Linked DNA regions of Mus musculus: region 1 is linked to region 2. A link is a loop called in an ENCODE intact Hi-C map of the cell type or tissue named here. Cell type or tissue: left cerebral cortex. All regions are shown on one strand. Each heading gives the region's core, and the rest is flanking DNA. Links, peaks and the distances in the headings are about the cores only. Region 1 has its middle 150 kb from the start of Ube3a. Region 2 overlaps Atp10a (ATPase, class V, type 10A).

Region 1 (15,811 bases), core at 3,779-11,778, 310 kb after region 2:
TTGGAGGGCATGATTGGATATCTTTCTCCTTTTTTTTCATGATCAGCTTGAACTTCCTTATAGTGTAGGCATGTCATATGACTCAGTAAGATGGCTTACTCATATGGTAACTTGATTTCTTCACAATACAAAATGAAACTATTTCCTTCATGATCTTGGAACACAAAAATTCAAGAATTTTCCTTTGGTCAAAGCAGTCTAAAGGCTAAGTCAGATTTATAAGACTCAACAGGACAAACAAATTTTTTTTGATCAGGTACAGTCAAGTTTATATTACAAAGGACTTAGAGGTTGGGAACTACTGTAGTGGAAATATTTGAGAACACATTCCATTGTAGATAATTGGACATGCATAGAGAAAGCTGTTAGAAAAAAACAGAAGTATCAGAAAGTTAATGAGAATAGTATATTACTTCCAGTGTGTAGACTAAAATACAGATTTGTGAAGAACTCATTTGAATTATCAGTGATGTGTAGGTAGAAGTAGAAATTTGCTTGTGAGAAAAAAACTGGCTCCAGGATAAGTGAGCAAAGTCCCAATGTTGTTTTAGTTTGCTGTGTTAGTGTGTGTGTGTGTGTGTGTGTGTGTGTGTGTTTGTGTGTGTGTGTGTCTGTGTGTGTCTGTGTGTGTGTGTGTGTTCCAGACCCTGGAGCCAGTCTATTTCTGAGCAAAAGATAAACTGTGGGACAGTGGTGAAAACAGGATTGTCTTTTTCAGGTATCCAGCAGACTAGGAACTTGTTATCTTTGAGGGCACTAAAAATAATGGAAGAGATGGAGATCATCTCTCATCTTCTTCTCCTATTTGGCACACAGAAGCATCTTCCTCTTAGAGAATTGTTGCTAGGTATAGATGTGTATTTATGTACATGTACAATGCCATTGACCCCAGAATGAGATGTTTTGTTCCTGCTATGCTTACTCTGGAGCTGAGCAGTGTGAACCCTGACATTGCACCTGTCGGGCAGGCACAGCTGTGAATCAGATCACCAAGGTAATTGGGAGAAGAATATGCTAATAAGCAGATGCCTGTGATTAATGTGCCTGTTTATCTGCCTGTTAAACTCAAGCTACATTTGTTGGGAAAAGATAACTAAATTGGAGTCAGATGTCTAGGTAAATATTTCATTTGATGTCTTACAGGAAAAGAGAGGACAGTGATATTGATGTTTACCTTCATTTTTTTTTTTTACCGGAATCTAAAACCTAGGCTAGATCCAGTGTTTGATATTATCTTCTTCTCACATGAGTTTCATGTTATACAATCAAGGGAACAGTGCACATGTGGGGCTTCTGGTGAAGGTTAGGGTATTGTGGCCACGCATATTTGTTCTTTTATAAGTACATGAGCTTGACTTGAATAGTGTAGAGTTCAGAGCTACTACATTCCACCCTAGTCTCTCCATGTACATTTTCTTTGAGCTATTTGTTGTGCATTTTTGTTGTGGGACACTTTGATTCTTTTGTTTTTGATTTCTTTTTGAGACAGGGCTTCTCTGTGTAGCCTTGGTTGTCCTGGAACTAACTCTGTAGACCAGGCTGGCCTCGAACTCAGAAATCTGCCTGTCTCTGCCTCCCAATTGCTGGGATTAAAGGCATGTGCCACCTTTGATTTTTAAGCATTCATTCTCTCTGAGTGTTCTTGGGCTCTGGTTCTCTCCATCAAGAGGTCTTCCTATGCAACATTATGCTGAGTTTCAATGACAGGATGCTTATTTTAGTCTCTCTTATTTTAGTCTCTCTTATTTACTTATTAAAGCAAACAGTGGTCACTGAGGGTGACTTTTATGTGGTGATTACTTAGAACAAAGTCTACCAATTTTTTTTCTTGTGTGAAACATTAGCTCTAATATACCTTAGAGACTGAGAACAGGGGAAAGTATGTAAAGAGCACATGGCTATTTATTATGGGTTCAAACAATAGTTTTCTCTAAGAATATCATATGAATATAAGATACCAATATAAATTAAAGACCAGCTAAAATATCCAGGCTCATGGACTAAACAACAATATATATGTGTATGTATATATATATATATATATATATATATATGTGTGTGTTTTATATATATGTGTATATAATTATATACATGTATAGGTATATACACATTAATATCATATATATATATATATATTTCATATTATATGTCTGCTTTTTGGTGAATCTATGCAAATCTTGTGTGCTGGACGTAAGACCTGAGGACCTGAAAAAATGGGTCAGACTACAGTCTAATGCTGTGACAATGTTACTTAAATTAATCTGCTTTTATTATTTTTGCATGAATGTAACAAAGAAAGCAATGATTCAAAGGTTTTTGAATTCAGAAAAACATGATCAGAAAAACCTTTACACAATGCAAGTAACCACATACTAAATACTAGCAGAGCAGCACTTTCCTGGAACTTTCTCAGGACAGACCAACTTTAACAGAATAACTGGCCATAATACAGATTATACCTGGGAAAGCACAAAAGCAAGCCGAAGTCCATATCCAGATTCAGGGTGCATTAAGGACAGCATTCAACATATCCTTTCATGTTCTAACATCCAGCAAGAACAAACAAAATAATAAATCTTATAAATCAAATGTAAATGTTTGTCACAGGAAGCATGGAATCACTTCCAAAACAGTCCAAGCAACAAAATGCATATGAGGTAAAAGACCTCTTCCTTTTTTTCTTGGAGCCTCTCTCACAGTTCCCCCAATGCTCTCTCTCTCTCTCATATATATATATATATATATATATATATATATATATATATATATATGTATATATATATAGTCATTGCAGTTTTCTGGAGCCTTTCCCTATATTATTTGGATTCTTTTCTCCCCTCACCCCCTTTAAGCAAAATACCAGAAGGCTGGGGATATATTAACCATGTCCTCACTTCATACAAAAGAAAGTTCCACCATGTATTATTAAAATCATGACATAGAGTAGAAGACCCATGGATGATGGAGTAACTTGGAACACATATATTGGTCCATTCAAGAAAGTTCTCTCTGGCTTTCAGTTTTCATGAGCTGAATGTGGAAAGACCAGTCATGTATCCAACTGAAAATTAAAGAGAATTTTATTTACATTACTTACTAAGATTTCTATTGTCTTGCCCCATAATAAACTCAATAAAAATAATTCTTAGTCTCAATTTAAAAGTGTGTCTTTGTGATAAAATATTTCATTCTTTCTGGGCACTGTCATCCACAGTAGCCTTCATTTCCAACCACTGTTCTGTCCATGTTCATTTCCTTATTCCTTCTTATATGTATACGTATGACTACATGTAGGGAGAATCCTTCACGCTAAGATACTTAATCATATGTGCAAAAAGCCTTTTTTTCCAAATAAAAGCAATATGTACAGTTTCCAAAAGTAATATGTACCCTTCTTGGCACCTGCCACCAACACTTCTACTCACTAAAATAGAGGTCTAACTTCATGAAGAAAGCCATCCAGGAATTCTGAGAATATTTAAGTACTCTATAAACCCAGGCCTTCAGTTTTCAAGAGTTTGAAGAGCACAAGTAGAGCTTGGTGAGTGAGCTGGTTGCTCCCACATTGTCCCTAACAGGATGCAGCCTCTATCCTAGAGGGACCAGAGAAAAAGATGTGTGGTTGAGGAATGAACATAGACAAACTACTGGCCTCTACTAGGCCAAAAGGAGGTATGCAAAAACTTCAGCAATACATAAGAACTCTATATGGTCTATCCTTTTGTCTCAGCTCCAAACTTTGTCTCTGTAACTCCTTCCATGGGTGTTTTGTTCCCAATTCTAAGAAGGGGCAAAGAGTCCACACTTTGGTCTTTGTTCTTCTTGCGATTCATGTGTTTTGCAAATTGTAACTTATATCCATCCCATAATCAGCCTCCAAACGCTGACACCATTGCATACACTAGCAAGATTGTGCTGATGGGACCCTGATATAGCTGTCTCTATTGAGACTACGCCGGGGCTTAACAAACACATAAGTGGATGCTCACAGTCAGCTATTAGATGGATCACAGGGCCCCCAATGGAGGAGCTAGAGAAAATACCCAAGGAGCTAAAGGTATCTGCAACCCTGTAGGTGGAACAACATTATGAACTAACCAGTACCCTGGAGCTCTTGACTCTAGCTGCATATGTATCAAAAGATGGCCTAGTCGGCCATCTCTGAAAGAGAGGCCCATTGGACTTGCAAACTTTATATGCCCCAGTACAGGGGAACGCCAGGGCCAAAAAGTGGGAGTGGGTGGGTAGGGGGGGTATGGGGGACTTTTGGGATAGCATTGGAAATGTAAATGAGGAAAATACCTAATAAAAAAAAGAAAAGAAAAAGAAAAAAAAGAACTCAGGGAACTTCCTTGGGGATATTAACTTTCTTTAAGTTACACAGAACTTCCTAAAACCAGGATCTATTCAAGTAATGAAGTAAATCCCACTCCACCTGTCATGGTAGCTACAGTCTCATAGGAGTTGTTGATGCCAAGGATGCTAATTTAACATCCACAAGCACTCACTGTGACAAAGACATAAACTTTTTGTTACATTTTGGGCAGGGAAACTTCATAAGCCAAAGATTTTTTAGTTTGTTTTGTTTGTTTGTTTTTAAGAAAAATAAAATTCAAGCTCTGAAAGGGATTTTTTAAAAAAGATTTCTGCATAACAACAGTTTGCTATCAATAAAAGTGACCTCTCTTGCTAATTTATGATTGAAAGCTCAGTATTTTTACAACCTTGGCCTTGTTGGCATCCTATTTTCTAATTTTCAGTTGGCCTGAATAATTCCACCAGCTTTCTCTGAGTGCAAATTAAGTACATGTGGTTTAAACAGAAGAACTATTGACTCTTATTGAACACCCACTCAACAGATTAGAAATGTGACATTCATGCCCATCAATTTCTTATCTCTAGTCAAATGATAGAGTTTTATTTTTTCCATTTATGTATATAGATGTTCTGTGCATCACCAATATTCCTGATGCCTGAAGAATTCAGAAGAAGTTATAAGATTCCCTAGGAATCTAGGTCCTCTAAAAGAACAGCCACTACTCTTTACTGCTAAGTTCTCTCTCCAGCCCAGGTAAAACAAAATATTCATGATCATCATCGCCTTGTTCTCTCTCTTACCAGGTATTTTCTCAAACTCCCCAAGACAGGGGTGAAAGGAAAACACTGAGCTAGTGCTACCATGCTTATTAACTATACAGTTTCACAGAACTTGACATAAGTTATTATCTCACTCCACCTTGAAAAGTATAATTCATCCCCAACACACAGGGAACAAACTATGGAACATGTGTATTGAAGAGCTTGTCAAGGTTAGAGAGAAACCATGTGAGAAAGAAAGAAAGGAAAGGACATTTTGGAAAAGAATTTGTATTTATTAAATTCAGTGCCACATCCCACATTTCTCTCTCTCTCTCTCTCTCTCTCTCTCTCTCTCTCTCTCTCTCTCTCTCTCTCTCTTTATTTCTCTCTCTCTCTCCTTCTCTCCCTCTCTCTCTCTCTCCAGAAAATTCCTTATATGGAGATCAGGGTCTTTCATATTGAAATGTCAATGTTACAGAGATTTAAAGTGGTTCCTGAAAGAGGAACATTTGGAGATATCAGATATTTTGGTGAAACTGTGTGTGAGTCACCTTTCTATCATTGTGATAAAATATCTGGGGTGATAAGATTATAAGAAAGATTTGCTTTGACTCCACATGTCAGAGATTTCAATCTATGGGCAGATGTCCCTCTGGCTTTTTTATGGTGAAGGACCACATCATGGGAGCAGGGTTTGGCAAGGCTGCTCACCTTGGGGCCAGAAAACAAAGAGATAAAGAAAAAGCTAGGGCCCCAATATCTCCTTCAAGAACATACTCCCAATGATGCAACTTCCTCCACTAGGCTCTACTTCCTGAAAATGCCTTTCTTCCAGTAGTACCAGTGGCTGCAGCATACAGAACCTTTCAGAGACATTCTACACCCAAACTATAGCACCATGGAATGAGTGGAGAAATGCATATCCAAGGCTTCCTAATGATATGAATGCAACAAGGCTTGGAAATGAAAAGGAATTTAAGAATTTAAGACCATATCACACAAGGCAGAGATGCCTAGCTATTTTCCTTCCTGAATGTATTTATTGCTTTTCTCAATTTTCTGTTGGATACATGAACCTGAATAATTTATAAGCCCTTGGCTCTTAAAGTTGGAAATCCAGGATTGAGTGGCTGTGCCTGGCAAAACAGTGGAGATTTTTAACAGGGCAGAATAATTGGTTATGGTAGAAGAGACACAAGCAAGACGAGTGAAGCTGGTTTTACTTACCTATTCTAGCATCCATATCCAGCCCCCTCTTAATGACTTAGTCATCTGTCACAGGTCGTACATCTGTCAAACGCTAATGTGAGTTCGCGACAAACCTTAGTCAAAACATAACATGTGTGTAATTTAATAGAATGACATGACTTCTAAAGACATGAACCTCCACATTACAACTTGGGGTCTTCTCTCTGTCTCCCATGTTTATGTTTCTGCTTTTAGGTTCATGACTACTGAATATAGTTCTAGACAGGATTCCATTTTCAAACTCTGGAGGTTCACAGATCTGGCAGACTGGCCCAGGTCAGTTTCAGTTAAGATGGTTAGCATTGACTAAACATGCTCCTATCCAAGTCATTCTCTGTCACCCTAGCTCATGAACTTCAAGTCACTCTCTTTTTTGTATACCTACAACATTCATATATCCTAGAGTTTGTTGAAATGGCCTTGAAATTAAAGGTGTTGTTTTAGTATTTGACCTTGTGATCAGATGTTGGATTGAAAGGACAAGAAGACAGAATGACTGTACCTGGACAAGAGGCTGAAATAACTGGCTCTTTCCTTTTATCTCCGGGTTCTAATCTTCACTTCCTTTCATGTATTTATTTTCGTTATTGTTTTGTTGTTGTTGTTTGGTTATGTTTTGGTTTGGTTCAGTTTGCTGTAAGATGGGTTCTCACATTGTAGTTCAGCCTATTGTAAACTCACTAGGAAGTCTAGACTGAGTTTGGAATTGAGACAATCACCCTGACTCAGCCTCCCAAGCAGAGAGATTACAGGCTCACTTGGCTGATCATCACTGACATTTCTGTTCTTACTCCCAGATCCTATAACAGCACCCTGAAATCCATTTCATTTTTCATAGCTTCATTAGCTATATTATCTAAATGTATATTTTCATCTCTCAGCAAAAACAACACAACAAAACAGTACTTTTCCACTGTGAACCAGATGAACACACACTTTAGATTTTTCATCCATTCTTTTTTTTTTCCTTTTCCATTTTTTTATTAGGTATTTAGCTCATTTACATTTCCAATGCTATACCAAAAGTCCCCCATACCCACCCACCCCCACTCCCCTACCCACCCACTCCCCCTTTTTGGCCCTGGCGTTCCCCTGTACTGGGGCATATAAAGTTTGCGTGTCCAATGGGCCTCTCTTTCCAGTGATGGCCGCCTAGGCCATCTTTTGATACATATGCAGCTAGAGTCAAGAGCTCCGGGTACTGGTTAGTTCATAATGTTGTTCCACCTATAGGGTTGCAGATCCCTTTAGCTCCTTGGGTACTTTCTCTAGCTCCTCCATTGGGAGCCCTGTGATCCATCCATTAGCTGACTGTGAGCATCCACTTCTGTGTTTGCTAGGCCCCGGCATAGTCTCACAAGAGACAGCTACATCTGGGTCCTTTCAATAAAATCTTGCTAGTGTATGCAATGGTGTCAGCGTTTGGATGCTGATTATGGGGTGGATCCCTGGATATGGCAGTCTCTACATGGTCCATCCTTTCATCTCAGCTCCAAACTTTGTTTCTGTAACTCCTTCCAAGGGTGTTTTGTTCCCACTTCTAAGGAGGGGCATAGTGTCCACACTTCAGTCTTCATTTTTCTTGAGTTTCATGTGTTTAGGAAATTGTATCTTATATCTTGGGTATCCTAGGTTTTGGGCTAATATCCACTTATCAGTGAGTACATATTGTGTGAGTTCCTTTGTGAATGTGTTACCTCACTCAGGATGATGCCCTCCAGGTCCATCCATTTGGCTAGGAATTTCATAAATTCATTCCTTTTAATAAATCTTTCCACCTACTCTCACCATTAATATCTTCCAATCTTCCTAATAAAAAATAATACTCATTTTTTTATTTCATGACTTGACTGCAAACATTTTAAGGTACTACATTTTGTTTGAGTCTAATCTCTTCAAAAGGGGTTTCGAAATCCTAGAGGAGAGCTTTTTATCTGGTTCTGGATGCTTCTAATCACAGAACCTAACCTGAGATGATCGGTAGGTGTTCTGCAGTTATTATCCTTACTACTGAGACAGAGTCTTGCTACATAGCTTAAGATGACCTCAAACTCTTGATCTTCTTACCTCAGCCTTTCAGTGCTGGAATTGATAATATGTGTTACCACACCCAGTGATGTTTATTTTTCTGATGGGCCTTCATAGTGTAACTAAATATAGAAAAAGTGTGTCTCCATTCACATGTATGATTCTTCCTTAGAGGACACACAGTTCTTTTCCAGAAGAAAAATTATGACGTGATACGGCTTTACAAGAAACTGTGAGTGAGCTTGTTTTGTTTTAGAATAAGAAAATGCAAATTAAACTAATGTAAAAGCATTGAGGGGCTGCTGAAGTTTTACATGTAAACAGTGACATCTGCTGGTAACAACAGAGTGTCGTTCCAGTGCATGTCAACCATATTCAGGGTTCGGAACTTAGATTTCACTGGGGTTTCCCTTCGGAGAGACACTGAGCAGCTTGTCTGAGACCCGGAGATAGGACTCGCATTTAATGTGATTGTTTTGCTGTTGGGTTTTTTTTGTTGTTGTTAGTTTTTTTTTTTTGTTGTTGTTGTTGTTAATTTGACACAAGCTTAGACTCATCTGAGAAGAGGGAACCTCAACGGAGAAAATGCCTTACTTGTCTGTAGGCAAACCTCTAGCTCATTTTCTTGAAAAATGTTTGATACAGGAGGGCCCAACCACTGTAGGTGGTGTCACCACTGGGAAAGAGATACTATTGGAAAGAAAACTCAACAAACCAGAAGAAGCAAGTCAATAAGTAGAAGTCCTCCTTAGTCTCAGCTTCAGTTCCTTTCTTTAGGTTCCTGCCGTGCTTGAGTTCCTGCCTTGACTTGCCTCCTGAGGGGCTATAAGCTATAAGGTAAGGTAAACTCTTTGTCAAAGGTTGCTTTTGTGATTGTGCTCTATCACAGAAAGAAAAATGAAATTAAGATAATGAATATAGAGATAATATTCTGGGAAAATCATACATTTGATTAAGACAATGAAATGGAGGCTGGAGACATGTCTTACCACTTAAGACTTCTTACTGTTTCTGCAAAGAACAAAAGATTGATTACTAGCTCCAGCACTGGCCTGCTCAATCCATCTCCAAGATATCTCATATCTTCTCTAGTCTTGAAGGAATCAGTATTCATGAGCACATATGCCCACAAAGATACACATACATAAAATAAAACTAAAATTAAAATAGGATTTTATAATTAATAGTATATTAAATAATATATAATAATAACAATTTATATATAATAATGCATAATAATATTAGCTATTTAAAGTTCTTTATTTATCAGTTTCATTAGTGCCTCTTCAAACTCTGGTTATCTCCCCCTTGAGGTATATTTTTCACTTGATATAGTCCTACTTGTTTTAGAGGCAATATACTTGAAATATCAATCTTTTCATAGTTAAGCAACCTTGACTACATTTTGTTCTATAGTTCTGTTTTTCTTGCAATGTTGTTTTTTAAAGGCCAACAAGATAAAATCATATTCAAAATGAAAGCTGAGAATTATTGACTAAATGTCCAGAGAATGAAGGTTGATGAGGACTCCCCTCCTTCCATCCACATCCTGCCACCACTATCACTGGAGTCAGAGGAAACTTGGCACCCTTGGAAAGGTAAATGCCAAATACCACCAGTTGATGGGCCTCCTATTCAAACCACAAAAGGGGTGACTTTTACAGCTAACTTGCCTTCATAGGGCTGAGCAGTTGGAATCTTCCCAAGACCTGGATGCAGGAAAGGACTGCCCCAGGTTTAGGTATACACAGAACTTGTGTTGCAGAGCTTGGCCCTGCAACATACAAACCCAGAACTCCTGTTTGCATTTCACTCTTCATCCCCATCACTCTATATCCTCATTTCTTGTTGAACTTTGGATTCACCTATTCTTTCTTGCCTCTCACTTTTCATGCTACTTCTATCGTCATCCCCTTGTTCAGCCCCAGCTACTTGATAAAAACTTGTAATGATCTGCTCAGTGGTTCTCTGTTCATGTGGATTGTTTAAATGTAAAATATAAAAAGTTCTTGCAGTGTACATCTGAGGACTAGAGTTTGGATCTTCAGCATATATGGATTAGTGGGTGGGTGGGTAGATGGATGGATGGATGGATGGGTAAACAATGGTTGAATTAATGAAGTACTCTAAGTTTTTTGTTTCTCAAGATGCAAAATATATTTGATTTAAAGATATGAATAATCTACTTATACTAGCATATGACTCCGTATCATTTTGGAATAATAACTACTTTTTAAATTTTTTATATCATCATTGTACATTAGCATTAGACTTTTAAATCTACACATTTCATAGTGGTAGAGAAGATGCATATTTCTAGCTGCAAAATGATTGTGAATCCATTCCATAGCTTGTTTCCATAAAATAGAAATTCTTACTCAACATAGAAGGAAATCACAAACAGATCATTTTCTAGAATACCTGAAAATATATACAGATATCCACATAATAAACTAAACTTTGGGGATCCTAAGCCAAATTTTTATCCTGTTATGGAGCTCCTTTAATTTCTGTATCTTCTCTGAAACTAAGGAAGTGATTCCAGGGTCACACAGGGAATAAATGTGGTAACCCACATGATGCCCTCAATACAAGGCATGATCCATGGAAAGGGCTCCCTTAGTGAAAATATTTGCTTTTATGAGTGCATCAGTCCATGTCAACCAAGAGTAATGCAGAATCATTCCACTTGGTGGTCAAGTAAGAGCTACTGAAACCCAAAGTTCTTACAAGTAGCCACAAGATATTATCAAAATTGGAAAATTGAACATCTGATTAACTTGAAGTTAACTGATAAACAGCTTCAGTAGAAAAACCAACTCACTGAAATTTTAAAAAATGGAAGTCTAGCATGAATGCATGCATAATGTCCTGGGTTCAATGTCTATCTCTGTCTTTCTTCTTCCTCACAAAGGAAAATCTACACAGAGATATTCTAATGACTTTCTGTAAAAGTGTCAAATCCCCATTTCCTCCTTGAAGCCCCTATCTTAATTGTCCAACTTTGTTTTCCAGCCCCAGTATTTGGCAAGCTGGACACATGGTCTACCACAAAGTTATAGCCTCATTCCTCTCTTTTATTGTTTTTATTTTTACTACTCATTGAAACAGGGTTTCAGGAAGTTAATATAAGACAGCTTTAAGCTCATTGTATAAACTAAACAGAATTTGAACTTAAAATTTCCTTCCTCCAGGAATAATAAACCTGAATCACAAGATGTGGCTTTGGCATTGTCATGCCTGAATACGTCAGATTGCACCCTTTCTCTTTCCAGGCACACCACAATAGTAGAGTCTGCTGTACAGAAAGGTAGTTCTGTCTCCCAATGACATCTAGAAAATCAGGGTCACCAAGTTAGAAAATAATAATGCCAGTCTCTTGATTTTTGTCTCTTTTTTCATGACATACAACTTACAAACAGATAGAGGACAATGCAGACTTAAGGATTTAGTGATACTTTATGATCCAATGTCTAAGATCTCCTTAGTGTTGTCTAAATTCAGGAACTGGACCAGTCCTCAACCATGGCTTCTCTAATGCAGAAGATATAGAGTAAATATTATGGAAGTTATGTACCCTCTGGGCAAAAAGGTATGAATTGCAACTACGTATTCTTAGGACCCAAGGCAGCATTTTTAATAGCGGTGAGTTCTCTGGTCTCAGGTTTCTGAACCACAGAATTTCTCAGAACCAGCAAAATAAACCAAGGATAAGTGAGTGGACTTTTTTCTTGGAAGGTTTGCTTTTTATATTAGCAAATGGTTCACCTAGTGTTCACCATTAGTGTAAGAAATTGATGTATCAACTATTATGATAATTGTCTGTCTCTATAAACAGCCAGTACTTAGAAAAATACTAGCTAATCTGGGAATGTGAACACTAATAATGGTGTTATTATGTCTTTGAGTATGAATGCTTGGAGTAGGGGTGCAGTTCAGTGGTAGAAGTTGTGCTTAGCATGATCAAGACCCTAAATTCAGGCTTCAGTATGAATACAGGACATAAATACTCAGCAAAATAATGTGATACACATTTAAATATATATTTCTTGAATATATACTACATGCTTATATAATTACTGCCTAATATTTACTCAGGATATTAGTATTTATAGGACTTATTATAGTAACATAGACACTTGCTTAGGTAATTTATTTTTTAATATCACAATTCCACTTTACAATTTTCTCAAATAGTACTATTGATTATAACTCTGAAACATATTCCTACGAAATTTACACATTAAAATCCTAACTTCCAAGGGGAGGGTCAAGCCTTGGGGGAAGTGCTTAGGTCAGGAAAGTACTGGGTCATCAAGATAAACTCCACTATAGTGGTTTGAAATGTCCCCCAGGAGTTCATATTTTGAATATTTGGTACCCACTTCATGGTGCTAGTGTGGAAGGCTATGAACTTTCAGAAGATAAAGCCTACCTCCAAGAAGCAGATTGCTGAGGGAAATTTTGTATTATAGCATAGTTCTTAGTTATGGGTACCCCCCAATCCCTTCTCGGTCATGATGTGAATAGCTCAGTCTTTCTCATATGCTTCTGCTACCATGAACTTCATACTTTGCCCTGTCTTCCTCACAGTGATGGAATGGAATCTTCCAGAAGCTATGCACTAAACTTTATTCCCTTACCTTGTTTCTTACAAGTATTTTTGTCACCACGATGCAAAAAGAATTAATATGCTTACAAAAATAGAACTGTGTGTAAGGAGCGCGTGTGGCAGCAGTCCCAAGATGGTGCCCGCAACTGCAGCCAAGTCTTATGACTTGCACCTGACTTCCTCATACACCTGAAAATAAGCCGCGTCTATCGTGAGAACTGCACAGGTGCACCATGATGCAAGATCGGACCATATGATGAGTGGTGATTCTGGCCAATGAACTGCTGTTATGTGGACTGATGGGGCATGCATGGTAGGAGGGTTATATAAGGAATTGTGATTAGGGGCGGGGAGAGAGAAAAAAGAAGAGAGATTTTTTTTTCCTGCATGCATGTTGAAAGGTTCCTGAATAAACTGCTTTGAGAAGAATGCTTTGTCATCGCTCGTTTCTGCTGGTCGGAGACAGAAGCAGCAAATGGTGGCCCGTACGGGGACATTCAGAACTCATTGCAGTCAGGGCAGCTAGCTGGTAAGTTCCTAGGTAAGTGGGACAAGTTAAGTTCTCAGATTGATACTATAAGGTTCCTGGTTTTGGGACAAGTTAAGTTCTCGGATTGAGACTATAAGGTTCCCAGTTTTGGGACAAGTTGCACCAAGCACCATGGGAAATTCAACCTCAGGTCAAACAGTGCACCAAGCCCTTAAGGGCTTGCTGAAAGTGAAAGGAATTGGGCTGAAAAAGTAGACCCTCGAGAAAATTTTAAAAGCAGTGGATCAGGTCGCTCCTTGGTTCTCTGTATCAGGACATCTTACAGGGCCCATTTGGGAGAAGTTAGGGAAGGACTTGAAGTTTTCAGAAGAACAGGGGGTTCTCGCTAAAGGGGTGCTGCCAGTGTGGAAACTAGTACGGAATTGTATCGAGGATAAGAAAAGATGTGGAGCAGAACTCCAAAAGGGCAATGTGGCACTGAATCAGGTGAGAGAGGAGCAATCCCAAAAGTCAGAGGCAGAAGGAAGTTCTAGTGATGGGGATATGTCTGAGGATGATCTGGAGAGCATAGCCAACAGTCTAGAGAAAGTGAAAATGAAGGTAGAACCTTCGGTGCCAGGACTGTTGTGGCTGCCTCCGTATGCCCCTGACAGAGCATTGGGGGGTAGTTTGCGCCCAGAAACCTGGAGGGAACTGCGAGACCAGTGATTTCTGTATTTCAGGATGCACAGGGAGGTCATTATCACGAGCCACTTGATTGGAAGATTGTTCAAAGATTAGCGGAAGGGATTAGAACTTAAGGTGTTGAGCATAATTAGAGAACCTGCACCACTACTGCATGACTCCAAGTGATTGGCAGAATCTGGCTCGTGCCTGATTGTCACCAGGCCAATATCTAGACTAAAAGGCATTTTTCATTGAGTTTGCTGCCGAGCAAGCAGCAATCAATGCTGGCAATGGCCAGTCAGCCTGGGATCAAGACATGCTGCTGGGATAAGAAAGATTTGTAGCAGCTCAAACTAATTATCCCATCCAGGTGTATGAGCAAATTAATAACATAGGGACTAAAGCATGGGCGTCTCTTCCGAATAGAGGAGAGGTGAGTGGGAACCTGACCAAGATTGTTCAGGGGCCCACAGAGCCCTTTGCTGACTTTGTGGCTCATCTTGTAGATGCAGGAGGCTGTGTTTTTGGAGACCCTGATGCTGCCATGCCTCTACTGAAGCAGCTGATTTTTGAACAGTGCACCAAAGAATGCAGGCAAGCAATTAATCCATATAAGCATAAAGAATTAGATGTCAAGTTTTTTTTGCCCCACCAAAAAACTTGAAAAGGGGCCCCTGACCCCAGGGCCCTCAAATATATGGGGCAGTAGCTGAGGGATGGCCCAGTTTGAGGCCACCGATGCAATGGAGTCACCCCGGAGAGCAACAACAGGGAGTGCAGGACTCCACCTCTGTTCCACCACCCGACTCATATTACCACCCCACATGGGAGTCCAGCTGGTGGACACAGACTTTAAAGACCCACTGCCAGCTGATATGGTGGGACTGATTTTGGGAAGGAGCTCTGTTACCATGCAGGGATTAATAGTTCATCCAGGAGTAATCGATTCAGATTTTACAGGAAAGGTTAAGATTATGGTATCTTCCCCTAGAGGCATCGTTGCCATTTCCCCTGGTGATAGAATAGCTCAATTGCTCCTTTTGCCCAGCTGTCACTCACAATTTCCAGCCAAAGATTCAGAACGGGGAGACAAGGGATTTGGCTCTACTGGGACCTCCAATATATTTTGCTCTCTAAATCTTGATACCCAACTCCTATTGAAGCTCAGGATTGAAGGCAAAGCTATATCTGGTCTCCTAGATACTGGTGCTGATAGTAGTATCATCAGTACCAGAGATTGGCCCTCTGGTTGGCCCAAGCAACAGTCAGAACAAACTCTGAGAGGACTCGGGTACGCTCAGATGCCCAAAATGAGTTCCCGCTTCCTATATTGGAAGAACATTCTGGACAGTTTCAGCCATATGTGTTGGCTGTTCCAGTCTCTCTGTGGGGCTGTGATATGATGACTCAGATGGGCTTTGTTCTGACTGATGTAGGAGGCTATGGCAGCAAGGCCCTGACATGATGCTGGACATGGGATATATTCCTGGAAAAGGATTAGGGCAATTTCTGCAAGGTAGAACCTCTCCAATGCCGGTTTGCAAAAAGAATGAGAGGACCAGACTGGGTTTTTCCTAGGGGCCACTGAGGGAGCATTACCTATTATACAGAAGACTGAGGATCCAGTATGGGTTCCTCAGTGGCCACTCCCCTCAGAAAAATTAAAAGCTGTGAAAGAGCTGGTACAA
Region 2 (15,811 bases), core at 3,074-11,073:
CCTATCTTAAAACATTACTGAGATTTATTTTTCTTTTTTATTAGATATTTACATTTCAAATGCTATCCCAAAAGTTCCCTATACCCTCCCCACGCCCTGCTCCCCTACCCACGCACTCCCAATTCTTGGCCCTGGCGTTCCCCTGTACTGGGGCATATAAAGTTTTCAATACCAAGGGGCCTCTCTTCCCAATGATGGCCAACTAGGCCATCTTCTGCTACATATGCAAGCTACTGGGGGTACTGGTTAATTCATATTGTTGTTCCACCTATAGGGTTGCAGACCCCTTCAGCTCCTTGAGTACTTTCTCTAGCTCCTCCACTGGGGGCCCTGTGATCCATCCAATAACTGACTGTGAGCATCCACTTCTGTGTTTGCCAGGCACTGGCATAGCCTCACAAGAGACAGCTATATCAGGGTCCTTTCAGCAAAATCTTGCTGGCATATGCAGTAGTGTTTGAGTGGATATAGAAAATGTGGTACAGTTACACAACGGAGTACTACTCAGCTATTAAAAACAATGCATTTATGAAATTCTGGGGCAAATGGATGTATCTGGAGGATATCATCCTTAGTGAGGTAACCCAATCACAAAAGAAGTCACTTGATATGCACTCACTGATAAGTGGATATTAGCCCAGAAACTTAGAATACCCAAGATAAAATTTGCAATACACAAGAAAATCAAGAAGAATGAAGACCAAAGTGTGGATACTTCATTCCTCCTTAGAATAGAGATATTTTTAAATATTAAAACAGTACTTCTATTTGTGGGATGCCCACAGAGACCAGAAGAAAGTGTCAGATCCCCTAGAACTACAGATGGTTAGGATTTGCCAAGTCATTAAGTGCTGGGAGCTGAACAAGGGTGTCCTGCTAGAGCAGCAAGTGCTCCTAACTGCTGAGCCACTTCTCCAGTCCCTTAGGACTGATAGGTTTTTTTCCCTTCTAGCACATGTAGCTTTTGTTTGTCCTGCCTGATCTATTTTCCCCTTTCTCTTCTATTGACTGTTTTATCATTCTCTCTTCAGATGGTCTGTTGGTGCTATTTTCGTGTTTAGACTACACATTACAGTGCAGATTTATTTTTGTACTCTCCCAGACAGTGCAAGAATGCTCTAATTCCTTTTAGCATTCTGTTCTCTTGGAGTGCAGGCATTCATGAGTTGCAACCATACCTGTCTGCAAGCCCCTGAGACATTGCCACCAATAGTTCAGCAATGACACCTCAACCATTTTTATTGGATTCATTCTTTCCATGTATTAGCCGTCTTAAAAGGATTGACTTTTTAAAAATTATTTTGCTTTAAACAGCTTTATTTAGTACTTTCTTTAGTCTTAACCCATGACAGCAATTTTCTCTATCCTGTTGTATTTTTATTTATTATTATTACGACTACTATTCCCATGTGTGAATGAAATAAGGAGGCATATGTCACCGCACATGTGTAGAAATCCGAGGACAACTTTGCAGAGTCGTAAACCTCCTTTATGTATGTTGGTTACAGAGATGGAACTTAAGTCTCCAGGTTTGTGCTACAAGGGCCTTTGCTCATGAAGGCATCTCTCCAGCCCACCCCCTCACCCCCGACCCCCACATACACACACTTTTTCTGTTTATTTGGTTTATCTTCTTTGCTTTTCAGCATTTTGTTGTTGTTATATTACTGTTTTGAGAAAGAGTCTCACTCAAAGTACTGCTCCTAGACGACAAGATTCCTCCCTCCCACCTTAACCCTGGATGCTGGATCCTCAAATATGAGCTGCAAATCTGACCAGCTTTGTGCACTTTCATGTCATATACCTAAGAATAGTCTGCCTCAATTTGTTTTTATTTAAGGCTTAATCTTCTGTGCCTTACAGTCAACATGCTACATCATCAGCTTTCTTTCCCTCCAGTCCTGGCTCATTCACTTCTGCCTGTGTGATTTTCCCCCTCTCCCTCCAGCTTCTTCACACTCTGTCCACAATTCCCAGCCTGTAGCTCACACCATGCTCTGTGCCAAATGACTCTTTCCGATATTTATTATAGGTCTTTTTTTTTAAATACTTCCCAAATCTAATAAAGGCTTCCTAAGTTTTAAATTGGAATTTGAGGGCTCACAAACTACTTGGATGCATTTTAGCTTCTGGAACTTCTAAAATTTCACTTTTCTCATTGGCTTCATGACCATAGCAAAAAAGGTGAATGAAAGTGTTATACTACTGTTTCTATCTCATTCTCTCTCGCGTTCTCTCTCTCTCTCTCTCTCTCTCTCTCTCTCTCTCTCTCTCTCTCTCTCTCAGAGAGAGATCTTTGGTGATGGATCTGAATTGCACTCGGAAGCTTGATCCCTACAAATACATGGAGAACTTGCATCATATATGCGTATTTGTACATGTACATATGTGTACATGTTTAGTTTTCTACACAGAGAGGGGACCCTTCTCTCTGTGTGTGCTCTGTGTGGAATCACTATAATCTGTATTTTAGGACTGAGATTTTCTAACCTCCCTATTGACTCTCAGCTGGGTAGCTATTTTAACTCAAGGTTACACGGTACCCCCTATGCAGTCTCCATGCTGAGGATCTTTCTTTCGGTTCCCTCATTCTCTTGGGGGTGCAGTTCTCCATGAACTCATTTTTAAAAAAACCTCTTTATAGGCGTAGTCTATATCTCAAGCCTCTCGGCCTTTTAATATATTGAGCTAATGATGGGGAAACTGAGGTTGAAAATGAGATTAAATGAATAGTCAGCTTCTTCCATGATGCGAAGATGGTCCCAGATTATCCCTGGGAATTTAGTGTAACCACAGAAGCGAAAGGTCAATTATCAAAGTGACTCCACAAGAGAAAGGATCACTCTTCCCAGTGTTGATTGTGAAAATGAATAGAATCCCAAAGCCCAGGGTGATGGTGGATTCTCTGCTGGAGTTTTCTTTGGCTCAGAGCCTGTACCTTGACTTCAGCCCAGAGAGCAGCTAGGTACCAGACTTGTGTTGCTTTCTGAGTCCTATCTGTGGTTATTTGATGCAGTGACAGTAAAGTGAATACAAACCCCCTAGGGTATAGAATTTGTTCCATTAGGCACACTCAGGTGTTCCTTCTCCTCTTTCAGAGCGAGTAAGCCTGTGAGTTAAAGGGGCCCCGGCAAGACCTGACCTCAGCTTTCTTGAGTTTCTGCCTTATGTGGGTCCTGGCTTGATGCCTCTTCATCTTTTGCTAAAGTTGGTGTTTGGGATAAGTGACTTTAGCATTCAGTCCCAGCATGTCCTTGTGTGAAGCTGGAGCTCTGGTCTAGATTGCTGGGCTGATTTGCCTTTTGAAGCTGATGGAGGAGCTAATCTGGATGTGGTCTAGAATGTCATATCCCAGCTGCCATCTGTGTGGCCATTCTCCAAGTTGGATTCAGAATGCATTAGCTGCCTGTCTTTTTCTATCCCTCATCTTAATTTTCCTCAAAAATACCTGTGAGAGAAATGTACTATTGCTTTCTAATAAGTAAACCTGAGGCCTCCATTGCTTTCTACCTCTAGGTACCTGTCCCTCTGTCTCTGGGTCCTAGAAATCTTCCTTTCAATTCAGCTATTCTCTGGGATGCAGTTCTTTATGGCCTCATTTAAAAAAAAAAAAGAAACAAAAAGAAAAAGAAAACAAACAAACAAACAAACAAAACAACCTCACGGGTGTTTCCTAGGTCTGTCTCAGCAGGATAGCCTTTTCTCGCACCAGGCGATGGGCTCACTGGTCTCTAAGACACGTAGGTCACAGACCTCAGCCCGTCTTTGCTAATGTCATCCCTGCCACTGTTAGTGATGGAAGAGGCACAAAGTAGTTATTGGCTGTGAGACAGAACAGAGTAGAGCCTGGACTTGTGCCCTGGCTGTGCAGTTTAGCTCAGCAGCGCCACTGCAGAGTGCTTCCTGCGGCGGCACCGTGCTGGAATAAGTACAGACTCTTTCAAGCCAGCTATCTTAAAGAACAGCCCTCATTTCAGGACTGGGTGAAACAGCATTCATTACTTGCTATCTAAATGCACAATCAGTCTTTGATGCACTTAAACACATTTGATAAAAGGTAATGTGGGGTTCTGCTGACAACTGGCCCACTAAAGCAGCATGAAGTATTTGTGGCCAAGAGGGAAAGAAAGGCTTTGATTTTGAGAATTCAGGCTCAAGCACGGTACTCTGAGCCTTTTGATTTTTGCTACCATCTAAATGGAGCTTCTAGGGTTCTGGGCTGTGAACCAGCCAGGAGGCAAGAGAACAAAGGACTAAAAGGTGGGAAGGGAGAGGAGGGAACGGCTCCTACAAGCAGAACGGAATCAGGGAAAAGCTGGCTTTCTACTCTCAAAGAAATGTCCCTTTAATCTCTAATACTTGGGTTTATGACAAGAAAATTTGCAGTTAGAAGAGAAATGTGTAAAGACCCAGACTCTCGTCCTCAATACCTATCAGATATGTTGGGCTTCCTGGAGGCCCCCAATGGTATGGACATGTGTGAAGTTGTCCCTGAAGAAGGACCTGATGCTCTTCTTGGGGCATCTGCTTTGATACCCTGGAAATGATGATGCCAGGAAATGGTGAGACCCACATAGAACTGTGAGACCCACCAGAACATATACTATGTCACTTGTATGCATGAGCATAATAGAAGTACCTTAAATAGCACCATCACAGCAATTGTGGTATATTAAATTTAATTTAAATGGGAGGAATGTCATCTGAACACATACCTATTTAACAAACAGGCTTGAATTCCCTCCTACATGTCAGAGGAGCCATAATGGACTGGACCCATAACTTCCTTAACAAGTTGAAGATTTTGATTAGTCCAACCAATGCTGGCAAAGTTCACCCACTCATTGGTTCACCCACTCATTTAGTATAGTATTGGCCCAGTGGCCTCCTGGGAAATCTCGCAACACTGCCAGGCTTGTGTGCAGCACAGATTGCTTTCCAAGTGCAGAAGTAGAATGGGGTAATTACTTCATCAATTTGGGTTAAAATGCTTGCCTAAATTAGATCAGTATTTTTCACACACTGTCAAGAGATATAGAACGAGATTACAGGCTGTGGAGAAATCATCTTACATTTTTTTTGAGATGAAACATGCTTGGCCTTGTAAAAGAAAAGGCTTTGGTGTTTGGAACTATGGGGAATCTCTCGTAGCCTCTTAACAGTCGTACCTTCCCCAGTGCCAGGCAAAGCCTGTCTACTGTTGACAAACAGCAGTCAATACGCGTTCTACCTCTTTATCCCCAATGAGTCCACTGCAGAGGTTTGTGGTAATGCAGAAGAGTATGGAACATAAGCAGGCATTACCTCTTGACCATCCCTAAACATCAAGTTCTGTGGTGGCTCATGGGGTACAGAGTTCTTGTTCTCAAGGGACCTGTGGTCCAGTGAAGGAGCCATAGGTCTTCTCAGCCTTTCCCAGAGAAGCAGGAGGCTAATATGCATGTGCTCTCTTTCTCCCTCTCTCCCTCCTCCCTCCCCCCTCTCTCTCCCTTTCCCTCTCCCTCCCCCCCCTCTCTCTCTCCTCCTTTTCTCTGTCTCTGTCTTTGTGTGTGTTCGTGTTTGTGTGTGTATACCTGGGGTAGATGGAGGGCATTGTGCAAGTTCCAAACAGTGGCACTTGCCTGCTGTCTTTAGGATGCTATCAGAAGTTCCTGGGAAGACAGCAGCTTAGGTACCAGAGCAGCTATCCATTTTCGTAGAGAGAGAATGCGAGGAGAGCTATCCCAATCACTGGGGCAGGAATGAGGACAGGGAAGGTGGTCAGGATAGTTACCCTGACAGATTCTCACCACTGTCTTGAAATATGTTTTTGTTTCTAGGAAATAGCAGAAAAATACTTCTGTGCTCAGGCTAGCCTGGCCCAAGCCTATGGCAAGTGTTAAGACCTAATAATACAGGAAACCAGTCAGAGACATTGTTCCAGGCAGCGAACATTTAGGGGCTGATGTCCAGAGGTGGCATACAGACTGAAGGTAAAGGAAGGACCTGGAGTTTCTTTTGGCCTAGGATTGTTCTGACAAGTGATAGTGAGGATGTTTTCGGGATAGGGTCCTGATAGAACAGAATGAAGTGTTTTCCAAACGTGCTTATTGCAGAAGTAGGCAGTGGTTCTGGCCAGCTAGGAGGTGCTGCTGCACACAGCATCCCTTCTCACCAGGGCCAGTGTCATGAAACGACCTTGACAGGAGGTCTCCCTCTTAATTCTACCTCGTAGCTCGTCAAGATTCTTGTAGGCAGTGCTGTACCGGAGGCACAGAATGTGCACCTGTGCAGTCCTTACACTTCATCAGCTAAGCCTAAAGATTAGCCTATTTCACTTCTGTGAACTGGAAATGTCCTTTTGGTTGCCACTACTGCTGTAGTAAGATGCAGAAAATCTGCTTTGCATTCACTGAATAATTATGAGTAATTTAATTAATGCAAGTGTGAAATGCCAGTTTACTGTTGGGAATTGGTTCCAAGGTTCCCCACCTCCATCCTGAGGATATAAAAATCTGCAGGTGCTCATGTCCTTTGTCAGGAATAGCACACATGTCCATAGTACGTGTTTTGATCCTCCTGAATACTTTAAATCATCAGCTTTAAAGAAGTGGATGGAGCATTAGGAAGATACCCTGCTTTGGAGGCTTCGGGTGTCTCTGAAAGAAAGGAGTAGCACTTACTTTGATGACTTTGCTTCATAGAATGATGCAGTTTCTAGCAGAATTGCAAGTTCAAGGAAAGGGGAAGAGGACTCTCAGCTGCATCGCCATGCCACTTCTTTCTTTCCAGCTAGTAAGGTCCACCTATGTTATTTCATGTACTGAACATTCAGAGCCATCAGAAGAACAGCCACTTGGAGCATTACACAGCCAGGGAGCTATGTAGCAACTGCTATCCAGTGGCGGAACCTTCCCTATAGTCAGTTGCAGTGAATCCCAGACTATTGCCCTCTTGTGGCCAAATTGCTGAAGGCTGCAGCTTCAGCTCAAGGCTGGTCTGTGCATGTGAGCATCACCCTTGTAGGAATTACTGCTTCTGTAACACTGAGCAGCCATCACGATCATCCTCCTTCTTTTAGAGAAATTTTAGAATCTACTGCACAGTTACTGGTGTATTAGATATAGTATGGTCTCATTTTAAGGCAACATCAAGTGTCTATCTCTGGTGAAACTGGGTGTCTCCGATGACAAGGCAGCTCTAGTTATTGCAGGGCCTCTTTGACCTTGGTCAAACCCTTAAGAATGCTAACTTCTCAGTGGTGTAGAAACTGAGGTGGGTGGAGAGATGGCTCAGGAATTTAGATCATGTCCTGCTCTTGTGGAAGACCCCTGTTCAGTATCCAGCACCCATCATCCACATTCAGGCTCTGACTCTAGCTTTAGGGGGATCTGAAACCCTTTTCTGTCATGAGAGAGCACTTGCACTCATGAGTACATATCCACACAGAGACATAACTAAAAATAATACATTCTTAAAAAAAAACAAAAAACAAAAAAACTCTCCCAGCAGAGCTCTGAAGGAGCACTGCCCAAGCTCAACCCCTGATATTTTTGTGTTATCAAATATTTGTTACTAGGTTGACCATGCTGACCCTGATGTAAGCAATGAGACTTTCAAAATTCATTTGTATTGGCTGTGGGTGTGGCTCATGATAATGCATGTTCCTTGTGTAATCAAGACATTGGGCCCAGTCCCTAGAAAAAAGTTGAAAGTTAACAAAACTAATTAAAAAATAAAAACAGAAGAGGTAGATACAGACAAAATTGCCCACATACTCAGTTGTCTATTGTGTCACACATGCTAAATAGGGACCTAGGATCCTACAGAGGCTGAACAGGTACCTAGGGTCTCACAAATGCTGGAGAGAGATCTAGGATTTCTTATAGGCTCGACAGGTACCTGGGGTTTCTCATAGTCTGGACAGATGTGGTAAGGTCTCACGGAAGCTGGGGAGATATGCTAGGGTCTCATTGAGGCTGTAGAGATGTGCTAGGGTCTCATATAGGCTAGACAGGCACCTAGGATCTCATATTTTGGACAAATGTGCTAGGATCTCACATAGGCTGCACAGATGTGCCAGGGTCTCATACAGGCTGTACACAGGGTCTCACATATGCTAGACAGATGCCTAGGGTCTCATATAGGCTGGACAGCTATGCTGGGATTTTACAGAGACTGGACAGGTGCTCTTCCACTGAGTTCCATCTCCAGGGTGAGAGACATTTTAAATGAGAAACTGAAGTGGCCTTAGTATGGTTTGTTGGGGCTGCCACAGACTTCAGGGTGAACCAACAGACACGTTCATGGTTCTAAAAACGGAAAGTCTGAGTCGAAAGGATCAACAGTTTAATTGATGTCTCCTGAGACTTCTCCCATGGGTATCTTTCCCCTATAGACTCATCTTTGCCCTACCTACCCTCACTCCATGTGCCTGTGTCATATCTGCTTTTGATTATAAGGGCACCAGTGCTATTGGATTGGGCCTAGCCTCATGACCTCATTTAGTTTAATTAATTGTCTATAGGGCCTGTCTCCAAACACAAGCACATTCTGTATTCCTGAAGGTTATCACCTCAACCCGTGCATTCTGTGCACGAGAGGAGTGCAGTTCAGCTCCTAATAGACTGAAGATTCCTCCAGTTTTAAAGTCCTCCCCAGTTCCAGATGAAACAAGATTCTGGGCCCTGGGCATGTGTGCTTCCCAAGACACATGGTTGGGACAGAGCATTACAAATGCAGTAATGAAGCCCTGGGGACAGAATGTCCTACTGTTTTCAAGCTGTGCATATTGCTTTTTTTTTCCTTAGTGAGAATGAATAATAAACAGAAATGGAATATTTTAAGTCATACCTTCTTTGTATGCCAAAATTCATCCTGGCATTCTTCAGAGGCTACTCCCTTCATGGCCCTCTTGTATGCTGTATCTGCCAGTGTCTGCTATGGGAAAAAAGCAGTCCTCTAGTGTCACCATAATTCATAAAGCTTTAAATAAACACTAGAAGCTGAAGTAGAGCCTGACTCTGCAAATGGAATGCAAGGCTATTTCAGTAAAGGAGAGAGACTTGTGATGACTAAGAGACTTTAAGAAAAGCCCTTGTAAGCTGGGTGGTGGTGGCGCACGCCTTTAATCCCAGCACTTGGGAGGCAGAGGCAGGCGGATTTCTGAGTTCGAGGCCAGCCTGATCTACAGAGTGAGTTCTAGGACAGCCAGGGCTACACAGAAAAACCCTGTCTCAAACAACAACAACAACAAAACAAACAAAAAAAAAAAAAGAAGAAGAAGAAAGAAAGAAAAGAAAAGCCTTTGTAAATGGCATTCCATGACCCAAAGGCGGAGCTCAGTGGTAGACCACCTTTGTAATACCAGAGGTTCAAATCCTAGTACTTCACAATAAATGAAAACTTAAATATTTCAAAATTAGCTATTGTACTGGGGCTAGTATTGCCAGATAATTCCTCCTTAAGGTACACGGGGCACAATAGGAAACATTAAAATGTGACTTTTGAGTAATTTCCTCTATGGCTATATTGTGTTCAGGGAGATACATTGTGATACATTGTTGTGATGGAATACAATTTACCTGGATTGATGTCAGCACTAAATGTATCCTTTTTGTGATGTTTCAGCCTGGTTTTCCAGTGATGCATATGAGCAAAGACAGCTCAATGGGTTTTTTTTTTTTTTTTTTTTTTTTTTTGTTTTGTTTTGTTTTGTGACACTTGACAGAAAATCCAATGAACCTGACCAGAGGCTGATTGGAAAAAAAAAGAGAGAAAGAAACAAATCCCTCGGTTTCACTGGGCTCATTAGAGTTGTTGACTCCATATTTCTCCTTTATTATCTTTCCCCTTCTTCTCCTTCTTACCTCTTTGGAGGAGGCGCCATCTTTTCCACCAATGGAAAGATCTAAACATTCTCTTTACAGTGAGTTGCCATTTCTTTTACAGCACAGTCATGGTGAAGGCGCTGAGCTCTTTGCTCATACGTGGCTATTTAAATTCTTTCTGGCAAAGGTCAAGGAAGAATCTTTAGAGCACATCGAGCAAATGGGATTTTAGCACAAATTCATATTTCCAAGTAGGAATTACTCCTCTAAATTGCTATGAAGAATTAGAAAGGCTCTTATGTGTCTCGGGAAACCACACCCATCCCTTTTCCTTGCTGGTGCCTCCTTTTCTGTTATCTCAGCCTCTGATTTTGCATTAGAACTAATCATTTCATCTCACTATCCACAAGTCTGTTCATAGTTAAAACAATTAGTTATTGTTTGGTATTAAAATGAGAAAACATGCATTAAGCACTGGCTGTGTGGCATTCTGTAGAAACTCTAGCCAGAGTCCATGATGGTTTCCCTACTATGGGTGTGAAGCAGATGAACAAGAGCCTTTTAGACCAGAGCCTAGGTTTCTCTAATGTGTATGTACTATTATTTCAGGTTTCTGAATTCAACCCTCTGACGTTCACCAGTGTAATCGAGTGTGAGAAGCCAAACAATGACCTGAGTAGGTTTCGTGGCTACATGTGAGTATCATGCATCTTTGCAAGCTTTCTTACTTTTCTTTTTTAAACCATATGCACACACAGATACACAGATTCATAACATGTTCTTGGATAGTCTTTGCCACATACATCATTTTTGGTTGACCTTGAAAGTAATTTGTAAGATCCTGTCAGCAGTGGGAGCTTGTCAAAGGCACTGTGTTATTGAGGAGTGACTGATTTTCCCTCTGAGAGATTGAGGAACATGACAAGGGACAAGAAGTTTATGGCCATTATATATGATTTCACAAATGGAAGTCAGAGGCCAGGCAGAAAGCACCGGGGAAATACATTCCTTCTTGAACAATGCATTAGAGTATTTGCTGTATATCGGTCCTAGCCAGTACACTGACAATACAGCAGTAGCAGTTACTGCCTTAATATTTATTCCTTCTAATTAGTATAAAAGAGATTTCTATGTGCAATAGGTCAGCCTCCTTCTTTGTTCCTAAGCAGAAAGACCAAAGGTGGATAAATGGTCCGGGAGTGGCCGAGTAAAGTGACACTTGGTGAATCTTGGTCAGGGGTATGTAGAGCTCAGGAGGTCACTCACTATATCAGTCAGTCTGTTCTTAGTGGTTGTTTGGAAAAATTCCTAATAGTGATAATGTTAGTGTAGGAGAAACAGTGAACTGAGAGTAGCATGTATCTGGAATTCCTGAACTGCAAAGTGGAGCTGTGTGAACTATTTCATGGAGAATGAAGCAGGTGATAAAAGTCTAAGGATATCAGGTTCAGGCTGCCATGGCATGCCTCTGGACCCTTTCTGTAAGAGCAGAACTCAAAGATTTAGCTCCCTCAGCATCCCTGTGATACCACTGTCCAATGCAGAGCAGCCTCCTCTCTTAAGCGGACTCCTGGAAATGGGCTTCATATTGAAGAACTCTCTCTGTGTGAATCCCTGATTTGCTGATAGTACCCTGCACTGCTGCCTGTGTCCAGTCCAGGCACGGGAACAATGGGATTTGTTACTAAACAGAAGCTTCACAGAAGAAGGTAAAGTGGACTTCTGTGCCCCAGAGATGACCCAGCCATTCACTGGACTTGCTCTGTAGTTCAGAACTTGGAAGTTGTTAGATGATCCCTTTAAGAAACCAAAAGAGGCTAAACTCCTAAAGGAAAGTGTTAATGTGCTACCACCCAGCCAGTGTGCTGTGCATTTTCTTGTCCTTGTTGTCTTCTGGCCTATCTTCTTCTGGCCTGCTTAACTAGCCTCTAGGAGTTCACAAACAGAGCACCAGTTCCAGGACCTCTGTGAATCCTGAGACCAAATTAGCTGCAGAGAGGAGATGCCAGGTGTTTAAGGAGTCTTGACATTAAATAACTAATAAAGGAGGAACAAGCAATTTCATGTTGCCAACTCAATCAAAAATAAAGGGTAGATCATTTCCCAATGGCTTTTGGCCTAGACCTTGGGCTCTGTTCCCTTTGCCTCCTGTGAGTCCTGAAGGAAGTTTCTAAGTGACACCGCATTAACATGTGCAGATAACTGTTCATATATTCATCACCTCTCATAGGGTTTCGTTCACAGTAAAGGAGAATGAATCTTTCATCAGCCACTTCCCATCCCTCCCCTGAGGACCTTCAAGCAATTAAGTACTTTCTGAATCTTTAGAAGGTAGTTTGAGGACTCTAACTAGCACTCAAACTGAGGTTGGCAGGTTCTGGAGACCATACTTTCTAGATAATTAGTAGTGGGCATAATTTTAGGGTACCCTCCGGGTCACTGTTGAAAGCTCATTTAATGTGTAGAAGATAGGAAGTGCCTTCTAAATACTGACCACTGTCATCCTAGAAGCTGCTGTTAGTTTCGCTGCTACAGGGAATACCGAGTACCCGGTGAGAAGGGCCAGAAGATAAGAGATGGTCATTAGGAAGGAGAGTAGTTCACAAGGTGGCTGGAAGAATTGTCTGCCTTTTATGGATATCAGAATAGCATTTGAAATGTAAATGAAGAAAATATCTAATAAAAAAAAGAAAGCTATATGAGATAGGAAGGTGGGTTTGAGGTTTGCTTAGCTTGAGATGATGGTGAATTCATAAACAGAATGACTGATTTGATAGTAAAATCTGGGTAAATGTAAAGATGTTTATGTACCGGTTTCAACATCTGAAAGTACAAATTGGTTCACGCTGTGGCAAGGAACCCGAGCTATGTGTTTTCCCAGTCAATGGCATTGTAGTGGGATTATAAATGAGTAGGAACTCTATTCAGAAAGGCAGATCTTAGGGAAGGGCTAATAGCAACCTCCTTCCCTGTGAGGTTGCCAGTACCTCTTAACACTGACACACACAATCAAGTTTCTAATTTCTGTGTCCTTGGAAGACAACCATGTCACATTTAAATCACATCAGGGATTGAGGTGAGGGTGGGACCTAGAGATAAAGATTTGAGGACCCTTTGCCTAGATGTTGTATTTAGTCAGTGAAGAGGCCAGGCCATGAGGAAAATTACAAATTAGGAACATCATCTTTGATGTGAAAGAAATGCCGACATGGGCAGTACTCAATGGAGGAGACATTGGAAGGGATATTCTGGGTTTCGCAGAGTCGAGGAAAGGCGATAGCCATCATGGAAAATGAAATGGAATGGCCAGTGTCCAGAGGATGGAGCAGCATGTGTCAGTTGCTCAGCACTCTAGAAGTACGTCCTGAAAAGGCTAGAGATGAAGGCCTGGGAACTATAGAGAGTTGTCAGAAGAAGAAGTTTGAGAAGACTAATACTAGTAATGTGTTTAGTTATGTGCAAGGGGCATATGAAGGCGTGAATATATGAAGTCTTGAGTACAGAGTGGCTTGTAGCCTTTGGCTCACCCACAGCACCTACCTCTCAATTGGCTCAGCATCCTAATTCTGCCTTTTCTTCTGGACACTGGGGAAGACACCTCATCTGTGGATTTTATTCCACTAACTCAAGCTTTTCTTATAATGACAACATAAATGTCCTCCTGGCAGGCACGTTTATAGAGAGAAACACCCAGTACAGTATGACGTAGTTCATACCTGGCTTTCCAATTAGTCACTTGTTAGTTTTTCTACTTTTTCTCCATAAAGCTTTGGCTGAGGCATGACATAAAGACACAGGTGGCCAAAAAAGTGCCACCTGCCTAGACCACTGTATCCTTACCGCCATCTCTCTGATTCTTGCATCTCTTTTGGGCACAGTAATTTAAGTAGGCCATGGGATGGACTCTGGGGCAAATGAACCCCTGCTCCATTGCTCACTTTGGATGGTTCTCTGGAGGTGGGCTGTAGGCAGCAGCATACTTAGAATTTCCTGTGACTCCAAGACACTACAGAGTGAGAAGCTCTGCTTCAGCTAGCCAGACTAATGCTGTCTTCATGGGAACAGTACAGAGGACTATGGATGTAGGTGAGTGGATATCAGGATGGGATCTGGGTTGAGGGGTGTACCTTTCCCAGGAGCAGGCCTGATTGTGCTGAGTTCCTTATCCTTCCCTGAGATGGAATCCTCAGCCTACCTCATCCTGATACGCGTATTGGGGGCTAGCTCACAAAATACATCAGCTACAGAATCTGTCCTTGGTCAGGGGCTCAAGGGCTCTTGCTCCTGTTATCTTCTCAGAGTGGCCTCCCCCCAGTCTCTATGAGAGAGAAGCTACTTGCTAGAGAGCCATGGTATGCATCCAAACTCACTGCTAGGCATGCCTGCAGATTGTGCTGTTTTATGGTCCACTTAATCCAAACTTGGTCATTGTTACTTACAAAGTGTAACTCAGAATTTTAGGTCCTCATCATCTCCTTGCAAGAGCTGGCAGTTAGAGGAATTACCTTGCATTTCTGTACTCTGGGGTAATTTTGTAGGTAATATGACTGCTCCTTCAGCCCCAGGTTAACCAGAGAAGCAAGCGAAACAACCATGTAAACTATCTTGCAATATAGAAGCCATTGTATAGAGAGGGTAGTGTTTGCCTCAGTGTGTGGTTCCATTGATAGGAAATTGTAGGACTGTCTAAAGATTGAGGCTTTGAATTAGAAGTTAAGCAGGGTTTGGGGGAAAGGACTAAGAAGAGGAAAGACTGGCTGTGGTATAGGGTTTCATTGTGGGTTGGGAAAACATTCTTGAATTATTTTCTGGTGATTTCACAGCTCTGAGTGTATAAGCATGAGCTTTGTACTTTAAATGACTTTATAGTGTGGTACAAGAAATACATTGTAGGTTATTAGGAAGAGATAAATGTCAGGTGCTTCATGATTCAAGTGTACTTTAGTATTCTGTGTTCTTTAGGTTAGTCCTTATAATTAACCCCTAATGAGATCCCCAGAAGCTCCATCACTTTTGGCTATTTCCAAAATTCTTTCACTAGCATAGGCCTAAGCCTCGCCTTTCCTATGACGAAGAGAAAGCTTTCTCAGGTAGCCTCTGTTTTTCTATGTTCAGTCAACTTCACAGCATGTGGTGATTTTTTTATTATTCATGAGTATGTGTGGGTGGGTAGCCACAGAGCCCAGAAAGCATCAGAGCCCATGAAGTTAGAATTACAGGCAGCTTTGAGCAGGAGGACATGTGTATTGGGAAACAAACTCAGGTCCTCTAAAAGAGTGGTAAGCAAGCTTAACCACTTGAGCCACTTGCTCAGCCTCTTACATGATGATCTTTGAGAGCATGATCCAGAGGTCTAAAACATAAAGCCATAGGTTGTCTGGTTGTTTGTCTGATATAAAATTTATTTCACATCATAAAGCCAGTTGCCTGCTCTTCTCTTCAGATCTCCCTGTATTTGCTTCTATATATGAGTGCTTTGATGTTGGGTCCATTTATAATTGTTATAGCGTTCTGTTGTGTTGATTTAAAAAAAGAGAGAGGGTTTTGTTTTTATCTCTTGGGAAGTTTTTGATCTCAAGCCTATTTTCCCATGGAAGCGTATCCAGCTACTATGCTCTCTCAGTTACCATACCATTTTTGCCCCAAAGTAAGCATTCACAGAGATTTCCTGCCTGCATATCATAGACCTGGGTACAGTATCACAACACCAGGGTGACTGCTGGATGCCCCTGGAATGGAGCCTGCTCACTTGGGTAGCCTCCTCACTCTGGTGACCAATGCAGGGACTCTTGTCACCTTGTGTTTTGGTTAATGCACTATTGCTGGAGGAAGCATCATGACTAAGGCACTTATAAGAGAAAGCATTTAATAATGGACTTTGCTTACAGTCTCAGAAGGTGAGTACTTTTCCATCATGGTGAGGAGTATGGCAGCAGGGATGCAGGCAGACACCAGAGCAGGAGCTCACATCCTGAGCCTCAAGCAGGAGGCAGAAAGAAAGT

The links. Peaks named below come from ENCODE experiments on the same cell type or tissue, not always from the same donor. Only the 100,000 strongest peaks of a DNase experiment are listed, where the experiment ranks them.
Region 1: a loop joins it to region 2, with 2.7 times the contacts of the local background. A loop is called at or near these places in 3 of 42 quality-filtered maps.

The regions. Positions count from the first base shown.
Region 1 is chr7:59,071,611-59,087,421 of GRCm38, forward strand. No RefSeq gene overlaps it. Among named protein-coding and RNA genes, the nearest start is that of Ube3a, 150 kb to the right of the region's middle. In left cerebral cortex, for the core only: a CTCF peak has its summit at 8,686 (motif pointing left); a DNase peak (open chromatin) is centred at 8,688.
Region 2 is chr7:58,763,537-58,779,347 of GRCm38, forward strand. Atp10a (ATPase, class V, type 10A) reads left to right here. Exons shown (of 21, transcript NM_009728.2): 3 at 10,419-10,504. Among named protein-coding and RNA genes, the nearest start is that of Gm39019, 40 kb to the left of the region's middle. In left cerebral cortex, for the core only: CTCF peaks have their summits at 3,892 and 6,961 (motif pointing left); DNase peaks (open chromatin) are centred at 3,897, 4,896, 6,946 and 9,016; H3K27ac peaks cover 1,156 bases.